Regions from separate parts of the Homo sapiens genome. Here region 2 is linked to region 1. A link is an interaction called in ENCODE POLR2A ChIA-PET data of the cell type or tissue named here. Cell type or tissue: OCI-LY7. All regions are shown on one strand. Links, peaks and the distances in the headings refer to the core of each region. The heading gives the core; the rest is flanking DNA. Region 1 overlaps TBRG1 (transforming growth factor beta regulator 1). Region 2 has its middle 14 kb from the start of NRGN.

What was found. ChIA-PET counts read pairs that join two places held together with the same protein. Peaks named below come from ENCODE experiments on the same cell type or tissue, not always from the same donor. Only the 100,000 strongest peaks of a DNase experiment are listed, where the experiment ranks them.
Region 2: POLR2A ChIA-PET joins it to region 1 with 6 read pairs; 5 of 35 experiments call an interaction of 5 or more read pairs at or near these places.

What each region holds. Positions count from the first base shown.
Region 1 is chr11:124,632,842-124,638,224 of GRCh38, forward strand. It overlaps TBRG1 (transforming growth factor beta regulator 1), which reads left to right. Exons shown (of 9, transcript NM_032811.3): 9 at 1-3,085. It overlaps SIAE (sialic acid acetylesterase), which reads right to left. Exons shown (of 10, transcript NM_170601.5): 10 at 272-4,361. The coding sequence ends at 4,110. It also overlaps the pseudogene RNA5SP352. Among named protein-coding and RNA genes, the nearest start is that of TBRG1, 13 kb to the left of the region's middle. In OCI-LY7, for the core only: CTCF peaks have their summits at 696 (motif pointing right) and 916; no DNase peak of the experiment used is centred there.
Region 2 is chr11:124,723,190-124,728,572 of GRCh38, forward strand. No RefSeq gene overlaps it. Among named protein-coding and RNA genes, the nearest start is that of NRGN, 14 kb to the right of the region's middle. In OCI-LY7, for the core only: no CTCF peak of the experiment used is centred there; DNase peaks (open chromatin) are centred at 2,052 and 2,382; H3K4me3 peaks cover 1,532 bases; H3K27ac peaks cover 1,114 bases.

The DNA of each region.
Region 1 (5,383 bases), core at 238-5,237:
GGATTTAACATGAATTTTGGGGACATATAAACATTAAGTCTGTAGTAGCAGCAGCTGACTAACGAGGGAGATAGGGAGATTCTGACAAACTTCTACTCTTGATTGTGATCCTAATTCAAGGAATATCAAGTCCCAGCCCCTGCAACCCAGGCTGCTGCTTAATTTTCATGTCAGTATCATCAAAATCCAATGTTCTGCTTAAACTCAAGATGGAAAGTCCAGTCCAAGGTACACTGTTCATCTTTTTCTTCACATTTTGCACATCCTTCAAGGGGATCTTTAACCTCTTTAACCTTTGTATTGCACCTCAGATAATGTGCTTTTTAGCTCAGTACACTGAAACCATATGATAACACAAATTCACATATAATTGGGGGTTAGTCCCATACTCTATAACAGACTTAGTCCTGTCTTTTCATTAGCCATGTAATAATATAACTCCATGTTCCATGCAACTGGATTTTTGGACCCTGTTAATAGCATTAAGGTAGAGGTTTACTCTATCACCTAACACCTCAACACTACCTGTGGGATGCCTTAGTTACCCAGCAGCAGGTTACCAAGGGCTGTCTGGAAAGGGAGGGACAAAAGGACCCAGAAGTAGAAGAATGGGGATGGAGTGGTGAGAATTGAATGGTTAATGCACTGCCATTCATAATTGCCAATTGAGGACAACACAAATGGGATTGGTACTTTATAGTAATAAATCTGACCAGCAGAGGGAGGGATCAGGCAGCAGTGTTTAGAGCACACCACACTGGCCACTGTAAACTGAGAAGCTAAGTTAACTGGTATTTTATGATTTTGAGTATAGTCTTTTTATAAGTTGTATACACTTTACAATGTAAAAGAAACAAACTTTGTATAATAGCAAATCGGGAAGGGGACTGCTTAAAATGTTAATGCAGTGTTTTTCTTTTTTTCTCTGCATAAATGGCTTGAGCATACTGGCATTTACACAGAAATGATATATGCTGCTTTTATCATATAACAAATATTTTCCCACTATTACAGCCTGAGTAATACCCGTATTAAAAGAGCCTCATTTTAGAAAGACATTTAAAATTTTTGGAACATACCACATGTAGAAAGGTTGAACTGGTTTTTCAGCTATAATGCATATACAACTATAGTGTGTACGTATACCACATATACATATACTTGTATGAAGATATGTGTAAAATGTTTTTACTATGGATCATGGATTTAAGAAACTTGAAAAGCTGGGCACGGTGGCTCACGCCTGTAATCCCAGCACTTTGGGAGGCTGAGGCGGGTGGATCAAGAGGTCAGGAGATCGAGACCATCCTGGCTAAGTCGGTCTCTAATAAAAATACAAAAAATTAGCCAGGCGTGGTGGCACGCGCCTGTAGTCCCAGCTACTCGGGAGGCTGAGGCAGGAAGAATCGCTTGAACCCGGGAGGCAGAGGTTGCAGTGAGCCGAGACCGCGCCACTGCACTCCAGCCTGGGCAACAGAGCAAAACTCCAACTCAAAAACAAAAACAAAAACACCTTGAAAAACACTGCCTTAGTATACTTAAACTATCTTTTCATCTATCAGATTGTTAAGGATTTTTTTTAAATTTGACAACATCCAGTGTCAATGAGGGTGAGGGCAAAAAAAGGACTACCTTGGTGAGAATGTAAGTTGTTTAATCCTTTGGGAGGGTTAAGCTGTAGATATCTAAATTTTAAATATATATTTATCCTCTTCCATGTTAAGAACCCTAAGAAATAACTGGACGAGTGTGGTATGATGTTTGCATGTGATATTCATTACAGTATTATTTTAATAGTAGAAAATTGTTAAAAATCTATATGTCCATTAATAGGAAATTGGTTAAATAAAATGAGGCTTCCACAAACTGAAACACTCTAAATCTATATTCTATTATTTACATAAGAAAATTATTTTGGTAAAGTAAGTAAGTCAAAAACACAGATTACAAAATAATATGTACTGTATAAAATTATATAACTCAAGTCAAGTGAATGGTTCAGCAAAATAGTGTTTCTCTGAATGATGAATTTGGGGGTGATTTTTACTTGCTTATACTTTAGTGTCCAAATTTTCTACAGTGACTATAAATTTCATTTTAAAACTAAAAAGTTCTTACATTTGGGGAAATGCAGTGAATTCCCACATCATGTTTTAAATTACTCAGCCACTAAAAATGAATGTGCATGGCGTCATTAACATAATCATTGCCTGAACCGTATTTTTCACACTATGTACTCTAGGTTCCTGGAGGTGAAAGGAATCTGGACTTAGAGTTCTTGGCTACCTCTGGCTGCCCCCGAATTAGAACAGCCCATGGGGGTATGTGTATTGGGAGTGGAGGAGTGGACGGGTAGATTGACTTTTTCTCAGGCATCAATCTGTTACAAGGTTCATGGTTTCTATGGGGCCAGATGCATGAGAGGTCAAAGCATGGGCAATAGGGGTTAACTGAACGAGTTGAATGCTAGGAAGTCCTCAGGGGAGCCAACGTTCCTTGTAAAGTGTGTAGATTTTTTGTTTTTTAACTAAATAAAATCTTGGCACTGACAAAGTTATTCCTGCTGTTTGGAGCTACACCAGAACCCCTTGGAACTCTACAGAGGGGTAGAACTAAAGCAAAAACCATCATTCACCCTACAGAGTATTATAAATTTCATTTTCACACAGTAAAAAGTTCCTAAATTGGGGGAAACATAGTGAATTCCACATAATGTTTTAAATTATTCAGCCACTAAAAATAAATTTACATATGATTTCATTAATATATTCACTATCTAAACCATATTTTTTACACTACGTAAAATACATTGTATATGTACAGTGAGTGATGCTTTTTGCTTTAGTTCTCATTTTTCACATTAAGGGGAGGAAAGCTACCCATAGATAGTATTCTTACTCCTTTTCACATGCTTCAAGGACAGTTTGCAAGTGGATATAAATACATACACATCACTAGTGATTATGCTTTTATTTATTTCCAACTTCTTATAGGTAACATAATTTTCAGACAATGTTAGCTGTTTTTAATCCATCAGTAAACTGCATTAAGATTCTTAATAAACAAACACTGAAGGCCTCTTTCATATTTGTATCATCTGCATTTTTTTTTATATGCTTGTCATGTGGCTTTACTTTCAGCCTCACTCTTTTCTTCTTCCAAATGGATTATCCTTAAACCTTTTACCTTTAAAGAGCCTGAGATTTATATTTAACTCGAACAACAGTTTGCCTCTGTTGCCCCTGTGTTCATGTTTTCCTAAGCCAGAGTTTCCCACGCCTCCTGTTCCTGGCAGCCCAAGTGCCTTCGCTGGGCTACTCCCACCTGGCCCTTGCTTTTCATTCCTTAGGGCAGTCACTTAGCACCTTCCAAAGTGCCTGCACATGTTTCTTATTTCATTTCTTAAACATTCATATTACCACTATTTAGATTGAAGGAACAGAATTGGTTTGGGCTTGAAGAGAATACAAAGAGATCTGTCTTCAATTATCTGATAGTAGTAAAGTTTCACGGGAGAAAGAAAGATTTCGGTTCCACATAAGGAAAAACTTGGAAAGTTTTGAATGGAAAGTTCATAGAGAGATTCAGTAACCACCTGTCAGGAATTTTGTAAAGACGTCTACGGCCATATCACCCTGAACGCGCCTGATCTCATCTGATCTCGGAAGCTAAGCAGGGTCGGGCCTGGTTAGTACTTGGATGGGAGAAATTTTATAAAGAACACATGAACACTAGCTGGCCTATGTGGCCTTTAAAATCTCTTCCAATCCTGAGATTCCCACAACTCTGGATAAAAAGGGGCAAAAGTATTAGACATTTCACTCCCATTAATATGAGGGAAGTAAATGACATTGAGGTCCAATTTGTCTGTAGTTCAGAATTAGTCCAATACAGACCCTTAGACCAACTAGGGAACAAAAAGCAAGCATTTCAAGTTACCTATAAGCCTGGGCTCATCAGAATATAGAAACAGCCATGTGCTAGCTGAAAGCCATTCAATGAGGCTTTCTATTAATTTCCTTTAAAAGCAATGGTTATTATTGAAACTCCTAAATGCTAAAATCTGAAGGACCCATCCTTATATCTAAGTTCTGATCATACTGAAACAGTCATTTAGCAACATTGCTCTGATGTCCAGGACCCTGGTCTGTAATGAAAGCAATGAAGGGAGGGGCTGGCAGGGCACTACTGGGGTGGTATAGGGGACACTGCTTATATTCACAAGGCCACGTGGTCCAAGCATAGCGGAGAGCAACCACAGTGCCATGACAAGAATCGATCGCCAGGGTCAGGGACTGGGTGGAGACGGTGTTCATAGAAGCTGGAAGCCACTTGCATCGATGGTCACTGCAACAGGAGATCTAATAAGAGAGCCATAAAATAGGAATGATTAGGTCAGAAGGGTCTTCCAAGAAACTGGGCACTGCTCTTTCAGACAGAATGGATGGGAGGAAAGGAGACACTCTTCACCAAGGACCTACTCCTACAGTAAGCAGAACAAACCTGAGCCCACTTTGGATCTAGTCAGCACAGCCACAGGTTGATAATACATGTTCATGTGATCAAATAAATAATTTTAATAAATAAAACATTTACTGAGGGAGACAAGGAAGCATGATCACATAAGGCATTTAGGGAAGGCTGCTCCCCTGAACATTCTTTGGGTGATCCCTCTTGCCAAACAGCAAGGCAGACAGGAATTTAAGTGAACAGAGTGGCCCAGCTGCTGCTGCTCCGCTCTGGCACTCCCAGAGCCACTGCAGAATGAAGAAGGGGCATAAGATACAAAACCTTTCTCAAGCCAGAAGGCAATCCAGAAATGGGAATACAAATTATCCAGACCACTGGCAACTGACTAAAGAGAAGAGCTCAGAATGCAGACGTCTCTCAATTCACCTGGAACCCAGTGTGGAAAGAAGCTAAGTGGGGTAAGTGCCAACCAAGCATCTGAGGCAGGTGGATACCGTAGTTAGGACTTCAGAAATAGCAGCCCTAGACAAACTCCCGTGTAGTTAAAGTTTGCCTTTAATATTCTTTTCTCTTCTCCAATGCATTCTTTTCACACACCCCTTCCCAACCTAAGGCCTCATGATTCCCAAAGTCACTCATTTAAATGTTCCATGTAGGAATGCCTCCATCTCCCACCCTCAAATATCGAAGACTCCTGAATAATCTTTCATCAATGGCCCCAGTTCCACAGCAGAATGACCCCTGCTAGGTATTAAAAGGACTCTCATTATATTGTCACACTAAGTTACAAATACCTAAGAATAAGCCTCTCAAAGGAGAACCTAAACTCAGAAAATGTCAGGATTTAGGAGAGTGTAACAAAAAATACACCCAAGGATGGGGTAAATATTCTGGAGCAAGGATCCTTCAATAG
Region 2 (5,383 bases), core at 318-5,317, 90 kb after region 1:
CCTTCTGGGCTCAAGCGATCCTCCTGCCGCAGCCTCCCGAGTAGCTGAGACTATAGGCATGTGCCATGATGCTCATCTCATTTTTAATTTTTTGTGTAGAGATGGAGTCTTGTTATGTTTCCCAGGCTGCTCTCGAACTCCTAGACTCAAGTGATCCTCCCACCTCAGTCTCCCAAAGTGCTGGGATTATAGGCATGAGCCACCATGCCTGACTGTCTTTGTGATTTTTAATGTTAATCCCCTTCTTATCTCCAGTGCATTTTGCTCACAGCAGGTGTTGATTAACACTTTGTAAAGTTTGTTCATCCCCATGGAACACTTTGAGAGTCGTATGCCATAGATGGCCGAAAACATTTTCTACCATGAGGGAGCTTTTAGCGCTGTGGAGGAAGGCAAGTCGATTGTTTTAAACAATGTGACAGGTGTGGTTGTAAAGATCACAGAACACGTACAGAGGATTACAGAATCACAAGAAGGTTCCTGGGGCAGGGGTTGGGGATAGAGAGAATGGTCAAGAAAAATCAGGAATAGCTTCATGGACCCGACTCTTAGAGAGGGATTAAGAGTCCACCAATGGGTAACCACTCCAATCAGATGGAACAGCTTGTGCAAAGGCTCAAAGATCTAAGAGAAAGGGATTGAAGTAAATATACCACCCAGGTCCCAAACAAGTGGAATCTCAGACTGGCCCAGCTCACCCATCCCATACCCACACCCCAGAGCCTTCCTCACTTCATCTTTCCCTAAGAGGTGAAAACATCTTCCCTCTCCTCAGCCACCTGTTCCAGGCTGTGCGGAGCAAAGTATTGCCAAGAAGAAGATGATTATCAGAGACCAAACAAAGCTGTTCCCACGCATACGCTGCAAAGCCCCCCACAAGGCCATGGTCCTTAATGGAACAAGCGTCTCCTTTTTAGCCTCCTTTCTAATAACCAAGCCCTGGTCAGAGAATAACCCTGCCACCCTCACTCAGGAGGACCAGCTTCTGAGGACCCATTGTGAGCTTAGGAATCCATACCAAAGTAGGCATTTCCATGGTAGGCTTTTTCCTCCAGTCAGCTCTGTCTGAGCAGGGAGCACAGAGACCCTTGAGAGATGGTAGCATCTCCTCCCCCAAATCCAAGGTTGTTGACCTTTTGTGAGACAGACACTGCAGCAGAAAGTCCTAGTTGTCTACCATTCTCTCCTTTTCTTTCCTACAAACACAAACACCAGTATGACATGGAGATGCCCCATGTCAGCGAAACTATCATATTTTCCCAGCCTCTCTTGCAGGTAGGTGTGGACAGTAAGATAGAAATGGATTTCTAAGAAAGCTCATTAAAAGAGGGACAGAAAACTGGAGTGGAACTTTTTGGTCTTTCCTGCCCACCAACTTTTTCCTGCTTCCTGCCTAGAATCTAGGTGTTCAGCTGAGGCTCCAGCAGCCATCTCAAACCATAAGCTGACCTCAAAGATGGCACCACATGCTGAGGATGACACTGTGGATCACATACCAGCCCCGCTGGAAACTCTGTCTCCAAAAAAACTGGTGATGTGCACAGAAACAGTTTTGCAAACAACTTCCCAGGTTTGATGAGCCCCGAAACCAACGCACAGACCCAAGATTAAGAACTCAGTCTTAGGGAAGTGGGGAGACCCAGCTCTACCTCAACTTCTTAGATGACTGTCGTTAAAGTGGGAAGAGCTTAGGATTGTGCCGTGATGGTGTCCTCTGTGACTGGATGTGTCCTGTCTTCCCTCTGGAATCCCAGCACAAACACCTTCCTTGCCTTATCATTCTTAATAGTTCTGACGCAGGGCTGCTGCCGCCGCCACCCATCTCTCCCTGCTGCCTCTCCTCCCCTCTCCCCAGCTATTCCCCCTGCGCTGCCAATCCCACTCCAAAGTCACTTTCTACAGGGGAGGAAATTAGCATTTGTGTTGGGACAGAAAGTGACACTGCTCAGCTCTCACTGTCATTCTGCTCTTAATTAATATTTAACCTCAGAGAGATTGTGTAGCAGACGGAAGTGGCTGATGGGAGAACAAAGCCCTGGCTGGCTCTCCTTTTCAACACTGCCTCCCCTACTTGCAGCTCCTCCCCCTGCACCTTCAGGCCCTGAAGGACCCAGAGGCCCAGGGGGAATGGAGAGGAGTGGAATGGGACACCCTTGGGGATCCTTGACCTCGGCCCTCTTGTCTAGAGAGCCCTTCTGCAACAAAATGAGAGCAGCCAGTGCCCGGAACCTGATTCCCAGTGCCCAGAGCAAGACCCAGGCCTGCCCTGCCAGGAAGGATGAAGAGACAGGCGAGGGGGAAAGAAAAGCAATGCAAATGTGCCCCTCAACAGATTATATTTAATGCACTATTTTTAGTTGCCTTCAATCCCTCGGGGCTGTCAGGGCGGTTGCAGCCCCACTCCCCCGGGAGAGGAAATGACAGGCATTATTACCCAGCCCAGGAACACTGGTGCAGTGCGTGGTGGGTGGGGGAGGTGCTGCCTTGCCAGCTCCACAATTTGGGAACTTAACTTCCAACGGGAAATCGAGGACACAGAAAAATGCAGCCTCAGGACCTCCTCCTCCCTTCCCAGCCAGTCAGCCAGATCACCCCACATGCACGTCCACTGGGCTCAGACCAGGCGTGTGGGAGTCTCCTCAGTCCCCAAGTTGTCTCAAAAACTAGGTTATACAACATCCTTCACTGCCAAGTTCTTCCTTCTCTCTAATCTTAGCCCTGCCTTCGGTCTAAGCCCATTTCCCCTTGCTCTGCAAGCAGAGGCAAAGGAGGACAGCTGGCCATCATCCCCCAGCAAGAGAGCCCTTCTTTGTCTTGGAAATGATTCAGTTTCCTCTCGGTCTTCTCTTCTCCAACCTGAGTCATTCCCGTTCCGTGAACCTTTCCACACATCATGTTTTTTTTTTAGCTCATCTTGTTGTCACTCCTTTAACCTTGCTCTGAATATATCCCCAATTCCTCCTTGCAACCCCAAACAGACACTGGACTTTGGCCAGGAAGCACCTAATCATCGATTTGAATGGAAGAACTTATTATGTATCATCTGGAAGAGGTTTTCTAATTATCTTGATTGTCTTGCCTCTCCATAAGACCAAACACTTTGTACAGACTGCGTCCTCTACGTTGCGATCTTCCCTCACCCTCATCCAGCCAAGTGCAAGGCTGATAAGAAGTGGCACATAACTTTCCACAGCGTTTAGGTTTAAATGAGATACATATGTAAAATGTGTTGACCAAGTGCCTATAATTTACTTTGTAAATTATGCAATGGCATCTCAGTGGTAGTTTTTTTACTACTGTGGTGCATACCAGATTTTTGGAAAATGCTTGTTTTCTTAACCATAGCATTGTAAATCATATAAACCATAGCATTATATTATAGTCATTCATTCATTAAATATTTATTGAGCTCCTACCATGTGTCAGACACTGTGCTAGATGCTGGGATGTCAAAATGAAAGGCCAGGCTGGGCGCGGTGGCTCATGCCTATAATCCCAACACTTTGGGAGGCCGAGGTGGGGGGATCACCTGAGGTCAGGAGTTCAAGACCAGCCTAGCCTACATAGTGAAACTCCCGTCTCTACTAAAAATACAAAAAATTAGCCAGGTGTGTGGCAGGTGCCTGTAGTCCCAGCTACTCAGGAGGCTGAGGCAAGAAAATTGCTTGAACTGGGAGGCAGAGGTTGCAGTGAGCCGAGATCACGCCATTGCACTCCAGCCTGGGCAACAGAGCGAGACACCACCCTCCCCCCCAGCCCCCCACCTCAAAAAAATGAAAGGCCAAATCCTGGTTCTATAGGCAGTCACAGCCTAGTGAGGAAGGTAAGACAGAAACAACGGCAAGGCAGTGTGATGACTGCCAATAAGGCACACACTTGGCGAGAGGGCATACAGGGAAGTGGGGGAGCTGATCACAGCTCTTTACTCTGCAATGATTCTGCCTTGCTAGGCATCAACGTGGCCATGTTTTCGACTGCCAAGGTCCCTTCCTAGGGCTGGCTCATCCCTGCCCCAGTCTGTGTGGTCCTGGAGTGTTTGTCAGTAACATGAGCAAACGCCCAAGAAAGGTTGCTTAGAGCCCTTTCACGAAATTTTATATACGGGTACATAGAGAGAGACGGTGTCTTTTTCTCTTGAGAGTTTGGGGATTCTAATAACCTTCCTTCCTCCACCACCATAAAAGGCCAATCTGAGGGTGAATCTAACACAGAGACACCCTGAGGGAGGCACTGCTGAAAAATGGAAAGGGAGACAGAAACCTGATGGCATTGTTCTAAGCCCTTGGTCCAGCCACGTCAGCCCAGTTAAGTGGCTTCATAACATCCCCAGGTTTGTTTGAGATAGTTATTCCAGAAGGAAGCAGAACCCTGGGAGAGCCCTCAGTGCAAAAATGACCTTTCCCAGAGGGGAGCAGAGCGGGAGAATGTTGCTTAATATGCAAATTTAGTCTTCTGTCTTAATGGCTTCGTCACTCTGAGTAAAATGCACAGATTGAGGAGAAATTCATCCAGGCAGGAGAGGTGGCCAAATAGCGGGGACAGCTTTGGAGTCAAACAGACTTGAATAGAAGCCCAGCTTTACTGCCTACCAGCTGTATGGCCTTGTTCAAGTTACTTAACCTTTCTTTTCCCCATATATATATTTTTTTACCTAGAAAACATTGGAGAATGGTATTTCTTCACCAATGGTATTTGCTTGGATTATTGTGAGTATGACACAACATAATGTATTGAGATGTACGTGCATTCTTTAGTCATCCAGTCCAAAACACCCTTTTCTTTTGTGGAACTGCTTTTCCCCTACTCTTACCAAATGGTTCTGCAGGCCCTGCCAGTCAATGAATCCAACTGGCCACACGGTTGTGCCACAGGCTGGGTCAATTATAATACTTCCCTCACCTAGCCACAAGGGTTAGTGCTAGGATAGGCATAAGGCTCAAATCTGGTTTATCAGCGATCTCCTCTGGGAATTTTACAATTATTATTAATGAGGTTGCAATTGAAGAATTCTATTTCTTCCTTAGTCCCAAGGCTATAATGGCTTAAGTTCAGAGCTGCCTGCAGCCACGGTTCCAGCATGATGGAGATGTCAGCATTATGCAGAAGGAAGCAGAAACAAGTGACATAAAGGGAGGAAGAGAGTCTTAATAGGATTTTACATTCCTGGAACTCCACCTCTGCCCTTTCAGTGAATCAGTGCTTATGTTAATGTAAGTTGAGTTTCTATCCTTTTCCACCCAAAGAGTCTTGATCAATACAGTATGTAATGCACTTAGTACAAAGCAGATGGCACATAATAAATGCTCATAATAAAGATTTGGCACAGAAAGTGCTCCCTGGAAAATGGTTTAAGACCTTCTAGATTTATAGAATCTTTGCTTTA